2 separate regions of the Mus musculus genome follow, and region 2 is linked to region 1. The links are chromatin loops, found by intact Hi-C in ENCODE. Cell type or tissue: heart. All regions are shown on one strand.

Region 1 (8,000 bases):
GGTCTGAAGCAAAGTCCATGGTGTAAAGGAAGTGACCGAGCCTTGAACCTGCCAGTGGCAGTGTGACACTAGGCCTTCATCTCATCTCTTCCCTGCTGAATTGCCTATATTAATGTCACCATCATGGTCACATTGGACATTGGCCTATGTGAGAAAGGGGCACTGTTCGGTGGGGGTTGGGGATGATGGCGTGCGTTGATCATCCCAGCTGAGGCAGGAGAATTGCAGGTTGAAGATACCTTAGGCTACTGTCTATAAACTCTAAGAGAGAGGGGAAACAAAACCAAACCACCGAAAACCAAACCGCAACCTGGATCTGCTTTAACGGTAGTCTATTGCACCCCCTTGTGGACATCCAGAATGCTACCGTGACAGACTGCAAATTCAATTATAAAGGAATGTGCAGCGCCTGCTGTAAAGAATTGGCTGTTTCGCCCCGTAGGATAATTGAATTTGATCTGAATGTGGATAGTTTTTCCCTGGTGCCAAGTGCTTAAGACAGAACACCCTCAAGCCAGTTCTACGATGCATGCTGGAACACAAGGGCCTGTGACTAAGCCTGCATGGAGACACTGCCCAAATGCTGGGACGTGAGTTCTCTGCCACCGGGGAACGTATATGATTCTTCTCGGATTCTGGAACGATCAGTGGCTGATTTAAAGTGTGGTTAAATAAGAACATTGACTGAGCAGTGCACAATGAATGAAGCTTTCTGATCAACATCTATGTCTCTGAAATCACAGAAATCAGTCCAACACACTTTGTTAGAATTATGCTTTTAATTATTGATTTGAAAAAAACTGGATTCTTGCTGCTTAGTGGGTTTTTACTGAGAAGTCACTTGCTGGATTTCTATCTCTTTCTCCAACATGATGGCTCATGTTCAACTCTTTTGCTGTTTAAGAAGTCTGATACGCACACTCAATTAAAAGGACTCTTACGTCATCCAAGAGCATGAATACACGTAGTAAAACTAAGTAGTACCTCTTCTGAAGAAAAGATGCATGGTTTACAATTATGTGTCGGTGTGTGTCTGCGTGGGTACGTGCACTTGAGTGCAGGTGACCTTGGAGACTAGAGGTATATGATTTCCTGGAACTGGAGTGATGGCCAGTGTGCCTGTCTGACTCCAGCGCCAGGTCCTGAACTTGGGTCCCTGCTAGAGCAATCTTCTTAAGTGCTGAGCCAACCCTCTAGGCCAGAAGCATGTTGTGTTGTTGTTGTAGTTTGTTTCTATGCCGTGGTACCGTGGTTATCTCCCATGGAGGACTCCGGGCTGCAGTGCCAGGAGCCTGGAGATACAGAGTGCCCGAGAAGGGCTGGGGTTATGGTTGGTGTTGGGTCAAAAAAAGGAACCCAACATATGTAAAATTCCTGCGGTTCCTTTCTCATGCAAATAAAAATGTTATTGCTGGTTGTTTTTGTTTCAATGCTGGGGAAGAGAGCTATGGTCTCATACTAGACAATCGCTCTACCAAGAAAGCTGCACCCCAGCTCCTGTGTGTGTGTGTGTTTTGAAGGATGAGAAATAAATATACAGTCTACTTGGGTGGAAAATGAATACAGGAAAATCTTTTTGTCTTATTTTGTCCTGGGTAACTATGACTTTAGGATGTATGATGTTTATGGAGTTTTATAGAGGACCCAGTTTTGCCTTGTGATGGATCAGCTGTACGGGTGGACGTGAGTGGGAAGCTCCGTGTGTGGCCATTGCTGTCCTCGACTGAAGGATTCATTCAAGCACTCTGTATCCGGGACCCACGCCCTGCCCAGGCCTCCCGACTCTAGGCCCCTCTGACAGACTCCTGAGGCAGCTGTGTGAGGACAGCACCCCTCAGGCACAGTGGCCGTCGGGCACAAAGCACCTGCACCTCTCTTCCTCCAGAGCCAATGGGCGATCTACAGCTGGTCTATGTTGCCCTTCTGTGGGCACCACTGAGGAAAAGCCACCGGGAATGGCTGAAAGAAAACTTCCTTGGTTATAATGAATGGCATTTTTCTCTGAAAATGGCTTCAAAATACATTTTTTTTTCTTTTTTAAAAATCCAGCAACCACATCTTCTGACGGACAACTCTCTGTTAACACAAGCAAACAAGATTAAAACAAGAGGTGGCAGAGTAAGCTGACAGCTGGAGACGTCCCAAGCAGGGCCAACCCTTCAAGTGTGCATGAGCCTCCGAAGACACTTCTCTGGTGTGACTCAGTCCACCATATCCTGCTTCACCTAGAGAGGGAAAGAGAGACCGTTATCTCATGAGCTGGACTGGCCAGACTTAAAGGGTCATTCATTCTCCGAGAAGACGAGAGAAACACAGCCCCGAAACGTTTACTATTTTAAGTTAATTCCCAGCTGGGATTACCATTCAACCAGGAAATCTACACCCAGGTAAGGGTTCAAGTGAGAGACTGGGGACCTTTTTCCGTGTCTGTCTTGGTAGGATTCGTGTGAGTGATACAGTGAGCCCTGGACCAGGCCTGCTGCTGTCCAGGCTCCATGGTGATAGGAAGTAACGCCTACTCTGATCATGGCTGCATCCAGGAAGTCAACAAACACACCAAGAGGATGCTCACACTTTCACTCCACGTGCAAAAGCGCACACGGGCTGGGTCCGGCAACCCAGTGAATTAACACAAAGCACTTAATTAGGTCTCACGGCAGCCCTGACTGAGCGGTCCCCGTGTGGATGCTTTCTTGGGATCATTTCAGTGTCCTGGCCATTAGCTACAGAAGGCACTGTGCTAATTAGAGAAACAGTATCTTCTGTGGTCCATGTGGGCAAGCCTGGCAAGGTGACCTGGGGAAAGCCTAGGATACCACAAAGACCCCATTGGTGGTTCCCGACAATGTGCAGACCCCAGTCTTCATAGACTCTGAAGTGGCAATGAGTGGCCAGAGGTACTTGGGGACAGGAGCCTCCTTCCCTGGTACTCTGCCACTGTGGTGGGATGCCTTGCCCTGGTCTTTCATCCTCCCCACCCCGCACTCCCACCTCCTGCACTCTCCCCCTGCACTCCCCCCACCCCCAATCAGAGCAAAGGCTCTCTGCCTTATCTTTGAGCTGCAGAAAAGCACTTACCCGGCTACATAACAGAACGGGAGCCTCTATTTTACACACTCAGAGCAAAGACTTATGGGAAATCATAATTTTATTTTGTTATTAAAGTAAGCACTGCCCAGGGCGTGTTATTTACACAGAGATAACTGCTCTTCGGAGATTGTGATGTCCTGGGAAGGTAAACTCTGACCTCACAGAACAGCCCATCATTCTTACTGCCACTCTCCTCCATAACGCGCTTGCTGGTAATAATCTGACAATCGCTACCTCCTAAATCCTATCAAGGAGGAGGCTCGGTCAGCCCCGGGAGGGTCAGCAGCCTGCGCCTCTCCTCCCACGCACACGGCCACAAAATCAATACTGGGACAACTGGATTCTTTAGACAATTTGAAAGTCTGTGTTTCCATCAGCTGGCTATATGCAACTGCCCCCAAAACACCTACCATGGGCCATGCACCACCCTCGACCCTGCTCGGAATACAGAAATACCAACAACCCCGAGTTTGCTGTTAAAATGTACATTTACGGCAGGGAGCGGGGTGGTGGTGGTTAGGGGGTTACATAGCTTAATATGAGCTGTTCTCTAATAGCATGAAAACAAAGAACACATAAGCACTAAGAATTTAAGGTCCGGGACTGAAGATTCCTTGGTCCCACAAAGAAATAACCTTTTCCCAAGGTTGGGCGTTTGGACAAAAGCCGCCATTCCCTTGGGACTTGAAGAAAGTTCCTGCTTGCTTTCTCCTTATCTCTGGCAAAAGGAACAAGTGTGTCTCCATTAGCATACGCTGGGGCACCTAAGAACTTGTCAAGGTCGGTGCTAGCCTCTGGGCACCCTCAGTCCTGGCTCACAGATCCCACCCAGCTCTCGAGTCTTCCCCCACCCCCACCCCCACTCCACCCCCACCCCACCCCCACCCCCGTTCTCTTGTTCTCGTCTAACCCTGGAAATCCTTCCCTGCTTTCCCAGGCGACAGCCTTGGCTGTTTATTGGAATACAGTTTTCTCTTTTCACCCACAGATCGGCTACTTTGGTTTCTTTACTGCGCCCATACTCATTCCGTCTTGACTTATAAGTCCTACTATCCTCCCCCATCTCTCCACAGAGTTGTCAGTCATTGCAAACAGGAAGTGAACTAAAAGATGAACCTGGCGTCCAGCACGGGGTTAGGGGTCAGAAGAGGGCTCAGGGCTAGGACGCCCAGCGTTTGAATCCCAGCACTGCCACCTGCTGGCTGAAAGGCGTTATGCAAGCGCCCCCTTTCCCAGGCCGGCCCTTGTTTTACAGCCTAGCAATCAGCGCTCGCTTCACAGGGGTGTGGTGAGAATTTCAGCTACGAACAGGAAGCGATTAGGATAGCACAGACCAGCAAAACACGCTCAACAGACTCTAGCTGCTGTAGCACCTCTTGGGCTTGTAGATAGATGTCCTATATTGCAAAATCCAGTGTCACTTAGGGAACACTCTAGTCCCTCCCATTCTGTCCTCTGACCCTTGACCTCATTTGACCTCACTCCACATCTGACCACTCCCTTCTTCCCGGCCCAGGCCATCTTTAGATACTGTTCTTTTCTACTTCCAGACTAGATGTACTGGGGACCAAACCCAGGCCCTTGGGCTGAGCTATGTCTCCAGCCCTTAGTAATTTTATTATTGTTTTGCAATGCTGAGATTCACACCCAAACCCCAGGGCCCAACTGCTAAACTTGAACTTAAACCTCCCGTACTCTTTTCCTTTCTCTCCAGTAGCCCCTTTGGAATCAACTCCATTACCTCTGCAGGCCACAGATCCCTTCCAATTGTGTTATAGTTGTGGGTGTAGAAAATGTCATAAAATATAGACCCTAGGCTTCACTACGCTGAGAGCTACAGGCCCGTTACTAGGTCCCCCTTGTTGGGCTTGTTTTTGTTTCAAACACAGTTTCATGTAACTTGAGCTGATTTTCAGCCTTCCAGGCTGGCCTTGAATTGCTAATCCTCTTGCCCTTGTCTCCCAAGGTCTAGGGTTACAGGTGAGTTTACTAATTCTGCATCTGACACTGATGAGAGGGATTAAAGGTGTGTGTTCCTATGCCTAGTGTCTTTGTAATCCCATGTGTTTTGTAATTTTGAGAGGTGGTCCTAGCAGGCTCAGCCTTGGGGGTGCTGGGAAGAGCTACAGTCCGGCAATGGTGGAAAATGTATAATTACTTACTGCAGCGTGACGTTAAAATATTCTTCAGGTGTCACTACTTTAGGTCCACCAAAGTAGTCCAAGACCCAGATACGGCTTATTTTTAATTTAGCAAAGAACCAGTTATGGCTGGAAGGCCAGTGCTTCATCTCAGGGTGTCGAACAAACAGCGAATCCCTTGCATAGTCCTCTTCTGTCTTGTTCACCTGAAGGACAAACAGGAGATAAACAGGCCGTTCTAAGGACACTTTTATCTTACTAAGAAGGGGTGGTTCTCACACCACAAACTGCCTGGCACCTCGTTCCGTTGCAAATTCTGATCTTAAGAGTCAAGAGCGTACAGGAAGCCTAAAGAAAACAGAGAAACGTGCCCTTTCAAACTTGTAATGACACACACAAATAAAGCAGGAACCATGATGGGGGTGGAGCTTGGCTGTTCAACAGTCATTCCAAGCTAGCACTGTCCATGGCCCAGAAGCACTGGCTGTCACCCAGGCCTGAAAGTGCCCTCACACCTACTCTATTCAATGCATGTGCAAGAAGGGCAAAAGTGCTTAGAAGTAGCACTTGGGAGGCAGAGGCACGAGGACAAGGAGCCCCCTGAAACTAGAGAGCAATGGTTCGGAATGAGCAGCTGTTTTTAGCCAGAGTGTTTTATAAGGAGCCTTCCAGATGTTACATCTATTTGGCTCCAGGACAAGGGTCCTTTGCCCCATAAGTACCCTACTGGACACACCTATATGACAGACCCTGGTCAGGGCCTTTAGTTGTTGAAATCTGTGTTAGGACATATTCTTACCATCTGCCCACTCACAAATCAATTGCGTTTTATTCTCCAAAGACCCCTCCCTTGGTTTTTAATGCCACCACATTCTTTTAAGCCCATCTCTCTTCGTGGAACTTACCTTGGTCACAGTTCCCGACATCATTATATGAACACACAGGGGACTCTGGGGATCAAATCCATGATTCCTACAGTAGACAGTCTGTGCTAAAGACATAGTCAGCGTAGCCTCTGGATTTTCCTGAAGAGAGAAAAATAAAAATCCTTCATTGTAAAATACAGTTTCTGGAGAGGTACACACTTTACAGCCCGCAGTCAAACTATCCCCTGGAACTGACTGCAGCTCACTTCCATGAAACAGTGAACTGTAACCCACTGGGGTGGGGGTGGGGTGACCCATGGGTAAAAACCTGTCCCATCCCCACAAAGTGTGTGTGGAGAGGTGTCATGTTTTAAATTAACAAACTGTAGAGGATGTTTTAGCATAGCTAGTCCTATCAGTTCCATACTTATCAGAATTATAAATAAAGTACCCCCTAAACTAGGGCTGGAATATCTACAAGATTAAGCTCTAATTAAAAGAAAAAAGAAAAAAGAAAAACTGCATAAAATGACCACAGGTGCTCGCACGGCCTAATTGCACAATTTAAACAAGAAAGTAGCTGAATCATGCTGAGTGGCTATCACTTGGCTGCAGAAATTGTCACGTGGTCTCAAGTTGCTTACTCTTTCTGTCACATGAAAATTTTTACCTCAGATTCCAAACCCAAGGCAAAAAGATTCCTGGTTGGTTTCTCTCCAGCACCCACCATTGTTCCAGACTACTGCACACTCACAACTGCATGCGCCCATCTCACAATGGCCCATCAAACCCACTGAGTCTCAGAGCTGCTCAGGGAAGCGGGGAGGGGAGGGGCTCAGCAGGGAGGAGTGTGACTGCTCTTCCAAAGGCCCACGCTCCCCTTCCAGAACCCACGCCCAGTGGCTCACGGTCACTTTTAAGTAAGTTCAGCTCCAAAGGATCCAATATCTGGCCTTTGAGGGCCCCCACACACTCACATCAATACATACACAGAGATAGCCACACACACACACATAATCAAAAATAAAGACGATCTTGCTGGGCATGCTGCTAGGTAAGAAGTACACACCTTCACTCCAGCTAAGGAATTTGCTGTCTGCAAGCTGTTAGGTAAGAAGAGGAACCCTCCCGCCTCAACCTCCCCAAGGAGGAAAACAAGAGGGAGCCTTGGGTGAGGTTTCCCTACTGTGAACTCTGCAGGCAATACCCAAGCAGTGCTTTCTAGAATCCCATACCGAGTCTGTTAAAATGCTGAGTCCCCGCACCAATCTGTACCCAAGGTTTTACTTATTTTACTACTTGTGCACCTGTGTGTGTGAGTGTGAGTGTGTGTGTGTGTGTGTGTGTGTGTGTGTGTGTGTGTGTTTGTGTGTGTGTTCCCATGTATGTGGGCAGATACACAAGTGTGGATGAACCAGGAACTCCTTAACTTGCCCCAGGGGATTCCATTTGCCAAGCAGTGGGAGTACAGGAAGTTCAGCTGATTTTCTACGTGGGTGCTAGGGATCAAAACCCTTGATACTTGCATGGCAAGCTCTTTTCCTGATGACCCATCTCCTCAGACCTGACACCAGGGTTTGAAGCTCGGCAGAAGCAGGAGCAGGAGCAAGAGGAGGAGCAGGAGCAGGAGGAGCAGGAGCAGGAGGAAGAGCAGGAGCAGGAGGAGGAGCAGGAGCAGGAGGAGCAGGAGCAGGAGCAGGAGGAAGAGCAGGAGCAGGAGCAGGAGCAGGAGGAGGAGCAGGAGCAGGAGGAGCAGGAGCAGGAGCAGGAGGAAGAGCAGGAGCAGGAGCAGGAGGAGGAGCAGGAGCAGGAGGAGCAGGAGGAGCAGGAGGAAGAGCAGGAGCAGGAGGAAGAGCAGGAGCAGGAGGAGCAGGAGCAGGAGCAGGAGGAGGAGCAGGAGCAG
Region 2 (8,000 bases), 550 kb before region 1:
GCTTTTATAACCACAGGAGAAAAATATGGATGCAGCAGTAGATAACTGTTATTAATCATGGTTTTTTGTTTGGTTTTCCCATTTCTATTAGTATCTTTTACCTCCTTTGGGTGAGTTGTTTTTTTATCCCACTGTGTTAGATTTTCACCACTATAATGAAAATATTAGAAATAATGAATTTATAAAGAGAAGACATTTATTAGGTTTTGGAAGTTCCAGCCCATGGTCAATTGGCCCTCTTGCTTTGATGAGCCAGGAAGTAGAGAAGGGCTAAACACCCACAATTCCCCAAAAGGAAACACCCCTAATGATCAAAGGATCATTTCCCAGCCAACACTGTCTCCCAAAGTTCCAGGGCCTCCCAATAGTTCCAAAAGCATTTGACACTAGAGCCTTTGGGTGATACTCCTGGTGTAGGCGGATTTGCCTCTTTCTGATCACAATGGTTATTTAAAATATGAGCACGGGACTCAACACGGGTAAATGAGTGACTAGGATTGTTCTTTTAGTAAAGTCATTCTCATGTCTGATTGGATACATTCATAAACAGTTCTTCTTGGACTGCTAGTGGCCATATTCCTGCCTTGAAGAGAAAGACTAGTCTCCCCGGAGGAAGGCATAGATGCTACGTATAGATATAGGAGGTAAGTAGATGCAAGTGATGATGCCCTCGGTAAGGTTCATACCCAGCTCCTATAGACCTTCCATTCTTCAAATCACTGCAGGATCTTCCTATAAGCCACTTATAATCCTTCTGCTTTAAAAATAACTTGTTAGTCTGGATTGGCTTTCTGTCATTTGTAGCCAAAAGATTTCTTATGTTCCTTTCCTTTAATTGAAAATAGATTTTTATATAATATAATCTGATTATGAGTTCCCCTCCCCTAGCCTCTCCCACATCTTCTCTGCTTCCTTACCTACACAAAACCATACCCTTTCTCTCTCTCTCTCTCTCTCTCTCTCTCTCTCTCTCTCTCTCTCTCTCTCTCTCTCTCTTTCTCTCTCTCATTAGAAATCGGGCATCTAAAAAAAAACCTAAGCTAGAATGAAAACAAAAACAAAAATGAAAGCAGAAGAGGACAAAACAAGACAAACAAACAGTAAAAAGAGCCAAAGAAAAAGCAGAAGAAACACATTTAGATGCAGACACACAAACATTCCATAAAAACACACCATAATATAGAAGCAAAAGACCTGTACCAGATACAGTATTATGAGAGAAAAAAACCCAAACCAAACCAAACAACCAAAACAAAACCCTCCAAAAAATACCATGGAAATTGTTTTGCCTTAGCCATCTACTGGTGAGCATGGGGCCTGTCCTTTAGTGTGGTTTGTATACCAAGTGAGATTCTATTGGGATAAAATAACTTCCCTTGAGAGTGGTTATCAAGTGGAGATAGATTCTAGGATGGAGTCTGTGTCCACTTCCCCTCTCAGCTCTGTGATCCCCTTGGGCTTAGAACTGTGCAGGACCAGTACATCTGCCTGGCTGTGTCTAGAAGGCCTTCTGTTGGTGTCTTCCAGCACCACTGGCTTTTACAGTATTTAGTTGCCTGAACCCAGAGGAGAAGGACTTGATGGGAACTTAACCCTACTTAGGACTGAGTATTCCAAGGTTCTCACCCTCTGCACATTGTCTAGCTGTGAGTCTCTGTATTGTTCCCATCTGCTGCAGGAGGAAGCTTCCCTGACGATGGCTGAGCAAGGCACTGCTCTAGGAGTGTAGCAGACAGTCTTTAGGAGTTGTTTTATGGCTATGTTTCTTTAGCAGAAAAGTAGTATTTGCTTTTGCCCTAAGTTCCTGGACTTTCTAGTCTCATGGTTTTGGTACCTGAGCAGTGTCAGAAAAGGCAAAGATTTTTCTGAGCAGAGCACCAGTGACAAGCACACTATGATCAACAATGAACACAGGGGACAATGAAACTGAAGGGATTCTGCATGCAAAGGCCACTGTCCTCTGGATAAAGCAGCAGCCTATAAAACGGGATGTGAGTTTTTACTAACTACACATAGGACAGAGGGGTAACATTTAATATATAAAGGATGAAGAGTAGACATCAAGAAAACAAATAACCCGGTTGGAAATGGGGTGTATATCTAGACAGAGAGTTCTAAAAAGACGAAACACAGATGTCTGAGAAACACCTAGTGTTCAACATCCTGAGTCATCAGGGAAATACAAACCAAAACTACTCAGAGATTTCACCTTTCACCAGTTAGAATGGCAAAGGTCACTAAAACAAATGACATCTCATGCTGGCAAAGATGCCAAGTAAGGGCTGGAGGTGAAAACTTGTACAGGCACCACAGGAACCAGTGTGCAGTTCCTCAGGAAGATGGGAATAGAACTACCTCAAGATCCAACTTGGGCAAATACCCAAAATACCCTACCACAAAGGCTTTTGCTCAGTCATGCTCATTGATGCTCTACCTGTAATAGCCAGGAATTGGAGACAGCCTAGGTATCTGTCAATGGATTACTAGAATTAAAAAAAAAAGTGGGGTACACTTACACAGTAGAAAATTACTTGGCCATTAAAACAAACTGAAAACAAAACAACAGAAGGAAGAGGGGGAGAAGCAGGAAGAGAAGGAGGAGGAGAAACAGTCATGAAATTCCCAAGTAAATGGATGGATGTAGAAAACAATTATTCTGAGTGAGGTAACACAGACCCAAAAAGATAAATACAGTATTGTCTTATTCACTATTCTATTGATGTGAGAAGACACCATAAGCATGACAGCTCTTACAAGAAAGCATTTAATTGAGGGTTGCTTACAGTTTCAGAGGTTTAGTCTATTACCAGTATGGCAGGAATCATGGCGGCAGACATGGTGCTGGAGAAGGGGCTGAGCATTCTACATCTGGATCCACAGGCAGCAGGAAGAGAGAAACACAGCCCTGGCTTGGGTCCTTGAAACCTCAAAGCCCATCTCCTAGTGACACTTCTTCCAACATGACCACACCTACCCCAACAAGGCCACTCCTAATCCCTTCCAAGTAATACCACTCCCTAATAATTAAACATTCAAACATATGATTCTTTGGGGGCCATTTTTATTCAAAGCACCACACAGGTGCACACACACAAACATGGGGGCAGGGAGACTGGAACAGGAGGATTAAATTCAGAGGGGAGTAAAAAGGGAGTAAAATTAAGGGCCATTTAAAGAGCCATATGAAAGCCTAATACAGTAGACGCTTCTTAAAATATATACATATATGGAATGAATCTAAATGAAGTCACCAAATAACAGGGGAGATGGAGCCCCAACTGGGTACCTCCCATCACCATATGAAGCTTCCAGTACTAAGAATGGGTTACATCTAATCAAGTTGTTGGCCAAAAGGGTCCCATGGAAACCCCAAACAACCTAGGCTACTACTAAGGCTATTGGTTGCTCTCCACAAACAGATGGTAAGACTCTATTGCTGAAGACAACACCTATATAATTTACTGAACATGGAGACGAAGTCAAGATGGTGCCTACCTACAGCCTTCATTCCTATAACCTAGTATTCGTAGTACTGGAAGACACTACTGGAGGAGAAAAACCAAACCCAGCTATAAACCAGTCTACAAAAGATGCTCTGCCTGCAAGATGTGACAGTGCAATAGTGACACCTGGACCCATGTACATATGATCAATGCCAAAAGACTGAGTAGATTTATACACATATGTGCATGTCAGTGTGCATGTGTGTGTAGGCACATGTTAATGTGAGCATGTGTGGTGTGTACAGCAATAATAATTAAAGATCACGAATTTGGAAGGGGGGACATGGGACCGGTTGGAGGGTGAGGAAGGAGTAGGAATGATATAGATACAGTGCTAGTCATGAAGGAAGGATATATGTGAATTAACATATCACATGTACCCTATAAATCATATTACATGTACCAAAAACTATTCATATGGGGGTTGTAAGCCTCTCTGTGTATGCTTTGCATTTAGGGTTTTCTATATCATGTTTTAAGGTAAACTCCTCTGGGTACCACGTGAGGAAAAACTGAGCACTTGTGAGTAGACATCCTATATGGGAGCACATGCTTAGAGGAAACTAATTCTCACTCTCCCAGGAGCCATTGATCACTCGTAGTTCTTCGTGTAAGGGGGGGGGGGGGGTACATATGCAGCTTTTTAAGAACCCAAGCTCTCCTGCCTCTGTCCAGCATGCTGACTCTTGGAAAGTTAAAAAAGATTCAGGCTTTCCAGTGAATGCATGCCACTAGATGGCGTGTCAAGACAATTCATGTCCCTTGGCTGGCCTTGCAAGCTCCCATACTCCTGCCATGTTGGGTGAGTCATCTCAGGCTACCTGAAAGGCATTCAGGAAATGCTTAAAACCAATTCAGCAGAGAATGGTCCTTTCACCTACATGGCATGATGCTAAGCATTAGGATGTCTCTACCAGGAGATTCTGAAACCACCCTATTTCTTATTCCTTTGATTTAAAGGAACATAAAAACTCGGATTAGATTTAGCCAAAGTGAAGGAAAGTGGATGGTTTTGTTTCTCCTTATTCTAGCTCATCCTTTGGGTCTAATCTTTTCTTGCTTCCTGAATGAGACTGAGATCTGGAATTTCTGTAGTCCCTCCGCACACTTAATGATCTGTTCACAGATGGCCCCTAGAATCAGCTTATATCAGATATTTAAACAGCCATCTTCTTTCAAAGATCCAATCCTGAACCGTATGGAAATCTGAGTCTCCCTAACCATTCTGTTTTATCTTATTACAAATTGCTATGCTTTATTATTTTTTTTCTCCACAATACGGTCCAGTTCTTGCTCAATTTCCCCTTAACCGTAGACTTTCTGATCTAAATATATAGATTTGGGAGAGTAGGGTACTTTAAAAATTAGAAAAGGTCTTTCTTGACTGAAACCAACATATTATGATATGTTCAAAATTAAAAAAAAACATAAAACACAAGAAATCATGAACAACAGTGAGCAAATTAGCAATCTCCAAAATTAAAGGTACAGACAGTATAGGTATTGAAATATAATCCATAAAATTTAATATTATTATGTTGATTGCAAAGAAATAAAAGGGAATTGTACATAAGAATAAGCTGGCACAATCAAAAATGACTATGTACAAAAAGAAAAAAATAAAGCTAAGTTGAACACCCAGAACTGAAAAGTATATTAGAATTAAGACTAGAAGCCAGGCATGGTGGCACACGCCTTTAATCCCAGCACTTGGGAGGCAGAGGCAGGAGGATTTCTGAGTTCGAAGCCAGTCTGGTCTACAAAGTGAGTGCCAGAACTATATAGAGAAACCCTGTCTCAAAAAAAAAAAAAAAAAAAAAAAAAAAAAGAATTGGGACTGGAATCAGCTGATGAGAACATAGAAAACTATAAGATAAACATGAAGAAATTACCCAGAATAGAGAGCTGAAGACAAAGAAAGAGAAAACATGAAGATTATATTAAGAAACACAGAGAGTAGAACAAAAAGATGAAGCGTTTAATTGGATTTGTCAAAAGAGAGTTTGGAGATGAAATGTTTGATGTGTTAATAGCTTAAAGTTTTCCATATTTGATAAAAAGCCAGCCCACGGACCGAGGAAGCACAGTCCCAGTTGTAATAAATAAAAAGAAACCCACAGTAGCATGTTCTTTAAAACCTAAGAACACTAGAGACAAGGTCAAAGTTGAAAAGCATCCTGAAGCACAAGGTAGATTGCTGACAAAGGAAAAGCAATTGGGTTGACAGACGTCTCAAAAGCACCCCTGGGGATCAGAAGGAAGCGGAAACCCATGACTTCAGTTTGGTGAAGAAAAAGTGACTTCTGTCATCAGTGAGATTCTCTTTGGGGAACAATAACAAGACACTGTGATTGACAGCAACAAATCAACAGCATATCCCACCAAGGGACCAGCACAAAAGAAAATTTCCTTCAGGAAGAAAAACAGTTCATCAAGAAAATCTATAATGTAGCCAGAAAAGATTTATAGGGGGAGATGGGGAGGAGGAAAGATTCTAAACATATTTGAGAAATTTAAAAATATTATTTTATAAGGGCTGGAAAAATCAAGATGGAGTTAAAACATTAGCCAAACAGAAGGAAGTCCAGAAGAGGTATGAGTTTAACTGCTTTAGAGTCTATTTTTAAATTAAACCTACATAGAAACATTTTAACAGAATTACTAAAAGAAGAGAGTTAAGCCCAAACGTTTCAAGCAAAGACAGGTTTTCTGGAATCTCTTGACAGGACCTGGCCATCAAAGAGATTAATAGCTCCACGAGCTACTTACCGCTGTTTATGCTCACAAAGGTTTTTAATTGCCTTCCCTTAATTATGGTACTGAGGAATTTCCAAATCTCTTCAGAAACTAAAATGTCCTCCCACGGAACGGCTCTCCTCTCCCTTCTCTAAAGAGTCAGGCAAAGGCTCTTTTCCTGAATATGAGCCAGGTACCATCATTGTCCAACTACCATATCTACATATGTAGATAACATATGTCCTGATGTCACAGTGGGTGTCAACAGAATTCACCCAGCCCACAGCTCATTAAAGTCTGCTGGAACACACATTAACTGCCAACATCTGCCTCTACAGTACTTAGACCATTCTTTGGAGAGTGTGTATATCATTACTATTATTAATCATTGTTATTATTTTGATAGCAGTACTAAGCACTGAGCTTCATAATACCAGTTCCATACAGGTCACTTCATGTAATTTTTTTTTTAAATCTTGGAGAGAGCACAAACTGTAAGATTGTAACATAATTAATTGAGTTCTTTATAACAAAAGTAGATGAAATGCTTTATTTACTTTAAATCATTACAATCAAATGCACTTTGTATGTATGACACAGGAAAAGAAAACCATGAGTGACAGTGATATAAGTGTTTCAGTTTTGATGTCACAGACAAGGCACAAAAACAACTGGGCAGGTGATTCTCATGAAGTAGGCATCTTTGCACCCGACTCTTTTGATGGCATGGTTTTTATTTTCACAAGGACATTTCTCATGGAGTAGTGTCTAACATCTTTGTTAATAAACATGGCAAGAGAGAAGCTATGGGTATCTTTCCCAAACTTTTAGATAAAAGAAGTCGGACCACATTTTCCCCTGTCCAGTCAGACCCACCAAAAAACTCGAACATGACTTTTAGCTCAACTGCCACAACTTTATCCTTCTCATCGTCCTTATCCCCCTCTAGATCTGGACCTCGAGTTCTACCTAAAAAAAAATGTATCTCAAAATATAGTGAAGATGACAGCTCCTGCCCACAGCCATGGAATTCTGAGCCTGGATGAATCTGTAGCTTGGCTTAGAAATTCCTCTTTGAGAAGAATTCAGAAAGTGGCAACCCTTTTGTCAAAGCCTTTCCCCTCACAGCTTGATGCTGATGATGAAGATCCTCCCCAGCAAAGACACCTCCTTCTCAGGGCAGACTTCAAGGAACCTCCTGTGGATAGATGAAGTGGCAAATGCCTGCCTTCCTAGCTTCTCCTCACCAATGATGTGTGAGTGAATATTGAGTCAGGGCTCTCTCCACTATCCACCTGCTTGGGAAGAGAACACACTAGAGGCTGGGCCCGTGATTACTGTAGGCTTAGGACCTGGACAGTCAGAAGGCCATCTAAAGACTAAAAGCTATTTGGCAATAGGTGATCACTTGGCACACTTTCAGACCCAGCTCCACATTGGGTAAGATGGGAAAACACTGGGCTTGCTGTGAAGAACAAATGTGCCCCGTTGATGCCAACCTCACGCTGTTGCTTAAAGCATCTCGGCTTCTTCTTACTCACCTTTGATGCCACTAGGGCCTTTGAGCTTCACAGGTAATCCCAAGTGACTAGGGGGTAGGTCCTGGTAGGGAACCTTTTGCTTTCTAAGACCTTAGAATTTCCATGGGTGATTCCTGTACTCTATACATCACTTCTAAACTTCCATAAGATTCTGGCTGCAATTAAATCAGTTTTGGAATAGGTAATATATATTTTACTATTTTTTTCTCCACCCACTTTT

The links. Peaks named below come from ENCODE experiments on the same cell type or tissue, not always from the same donor. Only the 100,000 strongest peaks of a DNase experiment are listed, where the experiment ranks them.
Region 2: a loop joins it to region 1, with 2.3 times the contacts of the local background. A loop is called at or near these places in 11 of 42 quality-filtered maps.

What each region holds. Positions count from the first base shown.
Region 1 is chr1:165,768,069-165,776,068 of GRCm38, reverse strand. It overlaps Creg1 (cellular repressor of E1A-stimulated genes 1), which reads right to left. Exons shown (of 4, transcript NM_011804.3): 2 at 6,137-6,256; 3 at 5,253-5,437; 4 at 760-2,225. The coding sequence ends at 2,222. Among named protein-coding and RNA genes, the nearest start is that of Creg1, 8.3 kb to the right of the region's middle. In heart, CTCF peaks have their summits at 358 (motif pointing left) and 4,299 (motif pointing left); a DNase peak (open chromatin) is centred at 4,298; H3K4me3 peaks cover 680 bases; H3K27ac peaks cover 1,899 bases.
Region 2 is chr1:166,315,599-166,323,598 of GRCm38, reverse strand. Ildr2 (immunoglobulin-like domain containing receptor 2) reads right to left here. Exons shown (of 10, transcript NM_001164528.1): 10 at 6,767-8,000. Among named protein-coding and RNA genes, the nearest start is that of Tada1, 60 kb to the left of the region's middle. In heart, a CTCF peak has its summit at 4,243 (motif pointing right); no DNase peak of the experiment used is centred here; H3K27me3 peaks cover 605 bases.